Linked DNA regions of Homo sapiens: region 1 is linked to region 2. Evidence: chromatin loops called from intact Hi-C (ENCODE). Cell type or tissue: CD4-positive, alpha-beta T cell. All regions are shown on one strand. Each heading gives the region's core, and the rest is flanking DNA. Links, peaks and the distances in the headings are about the cores only. Region 1 overlaps LOC101928334 (a long non-coding RNA gene). Region 2 has its middle 86 kb from the start of DPH5-DT.

Region 1 (5,386 bases), core at 262-5,261, 67 kb after region 2:
AACTTTGTATTTCAGTTTTGTTTGTTGTTTCTTTAGCTTAATTTCTATGGAATTTTATAGTAATAGCAGTTTTATTTTATAAAAGTTCTCTTGCTGGGAGGATAATTCTGTAAGCATTTGAGAAAAGGAATTCCCAGTTCAATTTTCAAAATTATTTTCAAAAATAAATAACCTGACTATTTAACATATATAGTGTTCCAGACTTGCATTTATTGCCTGTACTATGTAATTAAAGATTTTATTATCTATAGTTACTTGGGAAGACACATCTTTTACATCAGTGTTTGTTTCTCAGGACAGGAAACATTTATTACGGTTCTTTTGTATTCCTAAAGTACCATAGTTCTTTTTTTTTTTTTTTTTTGGGGGGGAGAGAGTCTTGCTCTGTCACCCAGGCTGGAGTGCAGTGGCACGTTCTTGGCTTACTGCAGCCTCCACCTCCTGGGTTCAAGTGATTCTCCTGCCTCTGCCTCCTGAGTAGCAGGGACGACAGGCATGTGACACCACACCCGGCTAATTTTTGTATTTTGGTAGAGATGGGTTTTCACCATGTTGGCCAGGCTGGTCCTGAACTCCTGACCTCAGGTGATCTGCCTGCCTTGGCCTCCCAAAGTGCTGGGATTACAGGCGTGAGCCACCACGTCCAGCCTTAAAGCTCATACCATAGTTCTAGACAAATAATATGTAGATGCTCACTTGATAAAAGGGTGTTTATGTTGTATTCTTTCCATTTAATTCTTGTAATTTGAGTCTTACTTGCCTTCCTTAACCATACACCATAGAAACATTATAGAATTTCTTTTATTTTTTTTTCCATCAACTTTTATTTTATGTCCCAGGGTACATATGCAGGATATGCAGGTTTGTTACATAGGTAAATGTGTGTCATGTTTGTTGGCTGCACAGATCAACCCATCCCCTAGGTATTAAGTCTGTCACCCATTAGCTATTCTTCCCTGATGCTCTCCCCCAACCTTTACCCCAACACAGGCCCCTGCGTGTATTGTTCCCCCGCACCATATATCCATGTGTTCCCATCCTTCAGCTCCCACTTATAAGTGAGAACATGCGATGTTTGGTTTTCTGTTCCTGCATTAGTTTGCTGAGAATAACAGCTTCCAGCTCCATCCATGTCCCTGCAAACAACATGATCTTGTTGCTTTTTATGGCTGCATAGTATTATGGACTTTTTTATGATGTAGCTTAGTCTTAATAACATTACTGGTTATTTGTGCATAAGATCTTTCTGATTTAAATCTTTCCCCTAAATATTAAAACAGAAATGGGAAAATTTAATCTTTCTGAAAAGATCTCCTCTTTTTGTCATGTGGTTTTTAATGGCTTTTTATTAATACAGTCTCGAGCAGGGGTCTCCAACCCCCAGGCCACAGATGGGTACCAGTCAGTGCCTGTTAGGAACCATGCAGCACAGTGGGAGGTGAGTGGTGGGAGAGACAGCATTATTGCCTGAGCTCTGCCTCCTGTCAGATCAGGGGCGACATTAGATTTTCATAGCAGCAGGAACTCTATTGTGAACTGCGCATGCGAGAGATCTAGTTTGTGCTCTCCTTATGAGAATCTAATGCCTGATCATCTGAGGTGGAACGGTTTCATCCTGAAACCATTCCCCCAACCCACTCTGTGGAAAAATTGTCTTCTACAAAACCAGTCCCTGGTGCCAAAAAGGTTGGGCATTGCCATTATATATAATAGCTGAAGCGTATATACCAGGACATTTTTTTAAGTTCAAAATATAATTAGAGGCATCTCATTAAGATTTGTTTGTTTGTTTGTGACGGAGTCTCCCTCTGTCGCCAGGCTGGAATGCAGTGGTGCGATCTCAGCTCACTGCAACCTCCGCTTCTCGGGTTCAAGTGATTCTCCTGCTTCAGCCTCCCGAGTGGCTGGGACTACAGGCATGTGCCACCATGCCCAGCTAATTTTTTGTAGTTTTAGTACAGATGGGGTTTCACCACGTTGGCCAGGATGGCCTCGATCTCCTGACCTCGTGATCCTCCTGCCTCGGCCTCCCAAAGTGCTGGGATTACAGGCGTGAGCCACCACTCCTGGCCTAAGGTTTTTTTTTTTGGATTTTTTTTTTTTTAGATGGCCTCACTCTGTTCCCCTAGGCTGGAGTGCCATGGAAAGATCCTAATCTTTTCAAGGCTCACTGCAGCCTTGACCTCTTGGGGTCAAGTGATCCTCCCTGAGTAGCTAGGACCACAGGTGCATCACCTGTCTCAGCCTCCTGAGTAGCTCCTCAGCCTCCTGAGTAGCTAGGACCACAGGTGCATCACCACACCCAGCTAATGTTTTTTATTATTTTGGTACAGACAGGCTCTCCCTATGTTGCCCAGGCCGGCCTCAAACTCCTGGACTCTAGTGATCCTCCTGCCAAGTGCTTTGGGAGCACTTGGCCTCCAAAGTGCTGGTATTATATGTATGAATCACTGTGCCCAGCCCTCATTAAGATTTAAGAGAAGACTTTTACTCCCTGCATGCAATGGCTTATACTCACAAATCTCAGCAAATATCAGTTCTTCAAATGACATGACACTGACAAGAAATGGAAAGAACCGTTAAGAATAATAAAAAAGAGAAAGCTAACTTACAGTGACATAGAAAGAAATGAGACATTTCCAGAGAAGTAGTCAGTTCTTGTGATTATTAATTTTCTTCCTTCTAAACTGACTAATAAATAGCATTTTCAGTTACTTGCACCTTTGAAGCTTTCTGTAGCAGCATTGTTTCCATCACTGTGACATAAGTCTCCTGAGTACAACTCTTAAAATTAACCCTTTTGAGGTTGCCAGTGGTTTCAGTTTCTTTATATTCTTCTGCCTGTCACGCAGAAAAGTAAATCATTTTCTCTAAATTTGTCATCTTTTCTACTCTGTTATAGACCCGTCTTCATATTTTAATTTCCCTTAACTTTTGCAGTCTGAACAAATGAAGAAATCACATTTGTATCTTATTTTAAGTCCTCATCAAAAATTCAATTCCTTTTGGAGTTTTTCAAAAGCTTTCAATAGTGGAGGAGTTATAAGGAGAAGCGAGGTCAGATGGTTGACAGGAAGTGGGTAAAGTGTTTCATTGAGGAAGAGTGTGGGGTTAAAGAACACACAATAAAAGGAGACAAAGGAAGAAGTAGGGCCCCGTGGAAACAAGAGTCATAAAGACATAGAAGTGGAGTGCCAAATGTCTATATTTCTTCACAAAGATGACAAGATTTGAAAATACACGTCAGTGACAGTGGCTGGCAATCAACTACCACGATAGACCATAATGAAAGCCGGGTGGACAAGTATTCATTTCTTTGAAATGAATACTTTGAAATGAATAACTTTGAAAGGCTCAGATAAGGTCTCTGGTGTAAAGGAAAATACTCTACAAAAATTGATGCTTAAATGTACATGGGAGGAGCTTCTGACAATGTTCTATTTCTTGACTTTGTTAATGATCAATTATGCATTTTGGGATGATTCATTGAGTAATACACTAATTTGGGGCACTTTTCTGTGTGAGTGTTATATTTCAATTAAAAATGAAAGAGTAGCAAATAATAAATATTTGGCTTCCAACTTATTCAATTTTGTACTGTGTTCTTTGAGACCATTAGATTACCTAAACCAGTCATTATTTGTGTCTTTCTGAAGAGATCTGGTGATTTTCTTCTAATTCAAATCAACTCAACAAACATTTATCGAGTGGCCAAATGTGCAAGATACAAAAGGTGAAAAACTGCTCAAGAAGCTTACAGTCTAATGGGGAAATATAATGCAACGGGGTTAGAACAACAGCCTGGGCATGTAAATGGTGTCATAGTAAAAATGGGAATTCAGGAGTAGCATGGAAGAAGTAAGAGAAGGTTTTGTTCAGGAGGTGACTTTTGAGCCAATTAGCCAGTTCATACTGAAGTAGAAATTTCCTAATGTAGGAAAAGGCATTTCATACATAGGCGAAAGCATCACCCCACTATTTGTAAGTTACACGTAGATCAGTATTGCCAAGTTGTACACTTCTAGGTGGTATGAGTGGAGAGTTCAGAAGCAGACCTTATTTAAAACATTAGAAAGCCAAGTGCAGTGGCTCACACCTGTAATCCCAGCACTTTGGGAGGATCACTTGAGCCCAGGAGTTTGAAACTAGCCTGGGCAACAAAGTGAGACCCTGCCTCTACAAAAAAATTAAAAAACTAGCCAGGCGTAGTGGTTCACACCTGTTGTCCTGCTACTTGGGAGGCTAGGGCAGGAGGATTGCTTGAACCCAGAAGGTCGAGACTGCAGTGAGCCATGATCACATCACTGCCCTCCAGCCTCAGTGACAGAGCGAGACCCTGTCTCAAAAAAATATATAACAAATAAAATAAATAAGTATATAAAGAAATCATTAGAAGATCAGGCTGGGTGCGGTGGCTCACGCCTGTAATCCCAACACTTTGGGAGGCCAAGGTGGGTGAATCTCTTGAGGCAAGGAGTTCGAAACCAGCCTGGCCAATATGGTGATGCCCTGTCTCTACTAAAACTACAAAAAATTAGCCAGGCCTTGTGGTATGTGCCTGTAATCCTGCCACTCAGGAGACTGAGGTGCAAGAATCACTTAAGCCTTGTAGGTGGAGGTTGCAGTGAGCCGAGATCCCACCACTGCTCTCCAGCCTGGGTGACAGGGCACGACTCTGTCTCAAAATAAATAAATAAATACACACATACATACATACATATCTACACAAACAAATAAATAAAAAATTTAGAAGATCATAAGTAAAGAGAAGATAACACTGTCTTCCATCTCCCATATATAATGCAAAATAAAAATAAATTCTAAACTGTAAAGTAAGTGTAGGGAAATCCAACAAGTTTCTAATTTTTTCTAAGATTACTATTTTGATGCATTTTTAAGAGCAAATATAAAAAAGTCTTTTTCTAACATTCTTCTCTTTTTAAAGGTATTTTAAGAACTTAAATACCTTAAATTTTAGTACTTAAATTTACCTTAAATTTAAAGAACTTAAATACCAGCAAAAGGTCAAATATTAATAGGATCTATATCTAGTAACTTACTGATGCCTCACTATATTCCAGGCTCTATGATAAATCCTTTATATAGACTATTTCATTGAACCCTCCGGACAGCCTATAGGAAAGATACTCTTACTACTACTAACATTGCCATTGTCATTATTGACTTTAAATATTAGAACTTAGAGAGTTTAATTAATGTATCCATGCTCACACAGCTGAAATGTGATTGAGCTGGGATTGACTAACTGGGCACTGACTGATGATGGGGCCTGAAGTCCTTTCCTCAACATCATACTGCCACAAAATCTTAGAATATGCCAAATTAGATGTGTTGGGAAGGGTCTTTGCTCTTTGCAGTGCTCCTT
Region 2 (5,386 bases), core at 334-5,333:
AGGAATTTCTTTTATGGGAGTGGTACATACATATTCATAAAATACTGGTGAGGTCAAGTATGTAAAGGTAGACCTGCAGCTGGCACATGTACTCAGTATCTACATGCTTTAACAGGTATCACATGTAACATTAGCAAATAAAATCTCCACCTAGGGCTGTCTTTTTTACTATTAAAATGAGGAAAATGTTACTATTAATATAAGCTAAAACTTGACACTTGTTGCATATGTGGGATCCTGGAGAAGTCCCTGTCCCCCAACCTCCAGGCAGGAATTTGTAGCTAATAGCTTCTTGGGCTTTTGGTGCTGATTGGCTGGAGATGGGGGAAGCTACATCAGGAATATGGGGCTTCTGTTCTCTTTCCCGGGCCATCCTGGGTATCAGAAACTTGTAACCATCTGGTGGTCTGCTCATATAATGTAGGATCACCTATCTTGCAAAAGAGTTAGGTGCTGATGCACAAAGGTGCAGGTGAAAAGGACCCACTGGTGAAAGATGCCTGCTAGGCTTCACAAAAGGGGACAAATCTGTATGGCCTTCTACCCTCACCCTGCCTCACCATAGGATATCAAGTGTAGGCCATTAATTGCAGTGTCAGCCATATATCTCACGACTTATTCCCATTTTATCTGGGCTACCTAAATTCTGAATATATCCTCCATTTTCATGTAACTTAGCTTTTAATATGTTGCTGTTTAGTTAATCTTTCTACCTGCTTCAATCACTGCTGTCCTTCTTGTTTGCTTGGTAAACTTCTACTCCAAACTTCCAGTTTCAGTTTTACTGAATTTTCCCTGAAGACCTTCCCATATCAACCACCACCTTCCCAAGTAGACTCAAGCAAAGATTTCCTCTGAGCTCCCATAGCACCTGTACATACTTCCCTAGATCGCTTCCATACTCATTATTTGTTTATATGTCTGTTTTTCCTTTTGGACTGGAAGCTTCTTGAGTGCTGGGACTGTTGCTCGTTTACAGTTGTGTTTTCTCCCCTTAACACATGCATTTAGTGCCTGGTTCACCATAGGCAATGAAACATGATTGTTTAATAAATGAATGAAGCATGCATCATTGAATAGAGCATGTAGACAAAGATGAGACTGTAGAAAACTCCAGAAGTCAAGCTGAGGGAGTGCCTTTGTACCCTGACTGTGTCCTGCCTTTTACCCAAGCTGCACTCAAAATGGAGGAACTTCAGGAAAGTAGCCCTTATCAATCCCAGATTCTAAAACCTCTTCTCCCTTGTTTTCCCCAATTATTATTTCCTCATTGCATACCTAGACTACAAACTCTGCCTTCTGCTCCCATTTCTAGCCTAGAACTTGCCTCGGAAACACCTCACCGTGGATTTGGTCCATTCACCTGTGAGCCTCAGTGTTCCTCCTTACACACAGTTTATTCCGTCTTCTTCTTGCCATTTTATCTCAAGTGACTACATTCTGAGCCAGCCTTTGACCCCCCAGACTATGCTTCAGTGTTGGTTCTTATGTCCCACACTGCTTTGAGGGGTCAGGCCTAAAGGTAGGGAGAGATGTATAAGGCAGTGCCATGATAAATATCAGCCTAATTTCACGAGAGAAATAAAAGAGTCACGGGAGAGAGTCCAGAGTACCACCCTGACAATTTTATCTGAAAACATCTCTTTGTTTTAATGCCGCTTTTCATAGCCTAGTATACACATACCACATGAGTCCACACATGCATGCCTTCTTCCTTTCATTTATTTCTTTTGGCCTTTATTGAGCTCTTTCTGATCACCAATCACTATGCTAGGCTCTAGAATAAAATATTTCAGAATAAAGAAGTTTCCCCTGCTCTTCCAATTGCTTATAATCTGGGAAGGAAAGATAGTTCCATGAGTGATAATTACAGGATAATAAAATAAATATGTCAATTGAACACTGGCCCAATAGTAACAAAGCAAAGGGAAATGCAGTCATAAAGGTAACACCGAGTGCCTGACAAACCAAGAATATTAAATACTTCATCCGAGGCTCTCCGTAACCCGCCCTATCCTATCTTTTCCAACCTTATTTCTTTATACTGTTACATACTCTAAACTCCAACCAAAGGTAAGACTACCATAGAAGATGCCCATTATGAAATTTAGACAGTTTATTTTGGGGATACATTTTCTTATAGTTCCATGAATACCAAAAGGGCTATGGCAACAGCTTGTAATTTCTATAGTCTTGTAATTCAACATGGCAAAGTAAGGTTGATCTATTTTGGGAAGGTATTTTGATAGGGTAACTTTGTGTTAAATATAGTCAGCCTTCTGCTAGCATTATGTATAATGACAAATAATCTAAATGTAGTTTCACAGATAATCTAAAGTCACGTGCAGGTTTACAATGTATTTTCTGCCTTCCTGCTCTGCCATCTCTCCTAGGAAGGATATCCCATAGTTTTGCCCTTTTTAGGCTAATGTTAACAATCACAATTTAATGTTAACAAACATTTTCTAACCACATGCCACTGTTGATATGTTTCTGATGGATAATGAGGAAGGAAACTGTTTAACAACTAAACATTGTCTTGCATTATCCCTAAATGCATAATCAGATATATGTTAAAATGACACATTTTTCTCTTGTGTGTGTGTGTGCAAACAACTTGCATAAAAATAGTCTAACTTCTGTACCAAAGAGGTGTACAATACATGTAACTATAGTGTTCACTTGTAGTATGTTAGAACCCACCTTTGGGTGGAGTTACACTACTGCCAACGGATTTAGTTGTTGTGGTTTATTCTAACACTTTCGGTCACTTTGAACAATCAAGGGTGTTTGATCCAACGTTAGAAGACTGCATTTCATGAGAACCAAGACAACATCTACTACAGCTGTCTGGGCCAGCAGCGTGCGTCACACCACAGACAGCCTGCCCAGCCACTTCTTTCCGGTTCCTGTTTTTGTCTGAAAATGGCAAAGTTGGGAATTAAAAATTAGTTGTAAGAGCCCCCAAATGTAATTCTTTGTAATCAAATGTAACTGTTGGCAAAAGCACATTTGTTTTTGAAATCAAATATAAATGTGCATACAGTATTGATTCCTTTTTAAAATAAATTTAAATATATCTGATGAAGCAGCACAGTTACACCCTTTTCCTTCTGCATTTTTAATCTTTATCAGAACACTAGCTCTCCAGACTTAGATTACAAGTGTGCTCTGTTTCCCTTTGCCTCAAACTCTTTCCTTGGTAACTAACTGCACTGCTGCTTCTGTGGCCTCATTTTAATTTCATGCTTCAGCAAATGCAATCTGGCCCTGCTCTCAACAAACTGCTTAATCAAAGCTTGCCCATCTCCCAACCTCATTGGCCACTTTCAGGTAATCATTTTATCAGTCTTTTTTAAAGTCTTCAACACCAACTATCTATGCACTCTTCTCTTTACTGTTGTTAACTCGCAAATATCTTTCAGTCCTCTTTTCCACTCTAACTCTTAGATTTGTGCTGAATGTCTTTGGACCTTTTCTTTCCTCTCTCACTTATTTTCTTCCACAGCTTTTTTTTTTAAATGCTAAAATGAACTTAAAAACACAAAAGTAATGAATGTCTGTTGTAACAATACAAAGAGTACAGTGAACTATCCAGTAACAAATTAGCTGTCTTTCCTTCTTCCCATATGTATACACACATACATTTATATATTTGTATTTACATATATGTATATCATATATTCATACATATATGTATTTACCAATGACTTTCTTCACAGAATTGGAAAAAAACTACTTTAAAGTTCATATGGAACCAAAAAAGAGCTCACATTGCCAAGACAATCCTAAGCAAAAAGAACAAAGCTGGAGGCTTCATGCTACCTGACTTCAAACTATACTAAAAGGCTAGAGTAACCAAAACAGCATGGTACTGGTACCAAAGCAGAGCTATAGACCAATGGAACAGAACAGAGGCCTCAGAAATAACACCACACATCTACAACTATCTGATCTTTGACAAACCTGACAAAAACAAGAAATGGGGAAAGGATTCCCTATTTAATAAACGGTGCTGGGAAAACTGGTTAGCTATATGTAGAAAGCTGAAATTGCATCCCTTCCTTACACCTTATACAAAAATTAATTTGAGATGGATTAAAGACTTCAATGTCAGACCTAAAACCATAAAAACCCTAGAAGAAAACCTTGGCAATACCATTCAGGACATAGGCATGGGCAAGGACTTCATGACTAAAACACCAAAAGCAATGGCAACAAAAGCCAAAATTGACAAATGGGATCTAATTAAACTAAAGACCTTCTGCACAGCAAAAGAAACTACCATCAGAGTGAACAGCCAACCTACAGAATGGGAGAAAATTTTTGCAACCTACCCATCTGACAAAGGGCTAATATCCAGAATCTACAAAGAACTTAAACAAATTTACAAGAAAAAAAAATCAAATAACCCCATCAAAAAGTGGGCGAAGGATATGAACAGACACTTCTCAAAAGAAGACATTTATGCAGCCACCAGACACATGAACAAATGCTCATCATCACTGGTCATCAGAGAAATGCAAATCACAACCACAATGAGATATCATCTCACACAAGTTAGAATGGCAATCATAAAAAGTCAGGAAACAACAGGTGCTGGAGAGGATGTAGAGAAATAGGAACACTTTTGCACTGTTGGTGGGAGTGTAAACTAGTTCAACCATTGTGGAAGACAGTGTAGCGATTCCTCAAGGATCTAGAACTAGAAATACCATTTGACCTAGGGATACCATTACTGGGTATATACCCAAAGAATTATAAATCATGCTACTATAAAGACACATGCACACGTATGTTTATTGTGGCACTATTCACAATAGCAAAGACTTGGAACCAACCCAAATGTCCATCAGTGATGGACTGGATTAAGAAAATGTGGCACATATACACCATGGAATACTATGCAGCCCTAAAAAGGATGAGTTCATGTCCTTTGTAGGGACATGGATGAAGCTGGAAACCATCATTTTGAGCAAACTATTGCAAGAACAGAAAACCAAACACCGCATGTTCTCACTCATAGGTGGGAATTGAACAATGAGAACACTTGGACACAGGGCAGGGAACATCACACACCAGGGCCTGTTGTGGGGTGGGGGGTGGGGAGGGATAGCATTAAGAGAAATAACTAATGTAAATGACAAGTTAATGGGTGTAGCACACCAACATGGCACATGTATACATATGTAACCAACCAACACATTGTGCACATGTGCCCTGGAACTTAAAGTATAATTTAAAAAAATAAAATAAATAAAAATAAAAATAAATACCATTGTTATCAAGAAAAAAACACACAAAAGTAATGAATGTCTGTTGTAACAATATAAAGAGTACAGTAAACTATCCAGTACAAAATTAGCTATCTTTCCTTCTTCCTATA

What was found. A loop is a pair of places that touch in the nucleus more often than their neighbours do. Peaks named below come from ENCODE experiments on the same cell type or tissue, not always from the same donor. Only the 100,000 strongest peaks of a DNase experiment are listed, where the experiment ranks them.
Region 1: it touches region 2 in a loop (4-fold over the local background); 5 of 110 quality-filtered maps call a loop at or near these places.

The regions. Positions count from the first base shown.
Region 1 is chr1:101,176,191-101,181,576 of GRCh38, forward strand. It overlaps LOC101928334 (a long non-coding RNA gene), which reads left to right. Exons shown (of 4, transcript XR_426738.4): 4 at 1-365. Among named protein-coding and RNA genes, the nearest start is that of S1PR1-DT, 58 kb to the right of the region's middle. In CD4-positive, alpha-beta T cell, for the core only: no CTCF peak of the experiment used is centred there; DNase peaks (open chromatin) are centred at 2,791 and 3,161; H3K4me3 peaks cover 365 bases; H3K27ac peaks cover 1,396 bases.
Region 2 is chr1:101,109,397-101,114,782 of GRCh38, forward strand. No RefSeq gene overlaps it. Among named protein-coding and RNA genes, the nearest start is that of DPH5-DT, 86 kb to the left of the region's middle. In CD4-positive, alpha-beta T cell, for the core only: no CTCF peak of the experiment used is centred there; DNase peaks (open chromatin) are centred at 2,825 and 3,205; H3K27ac peaks cover 2,876 bases.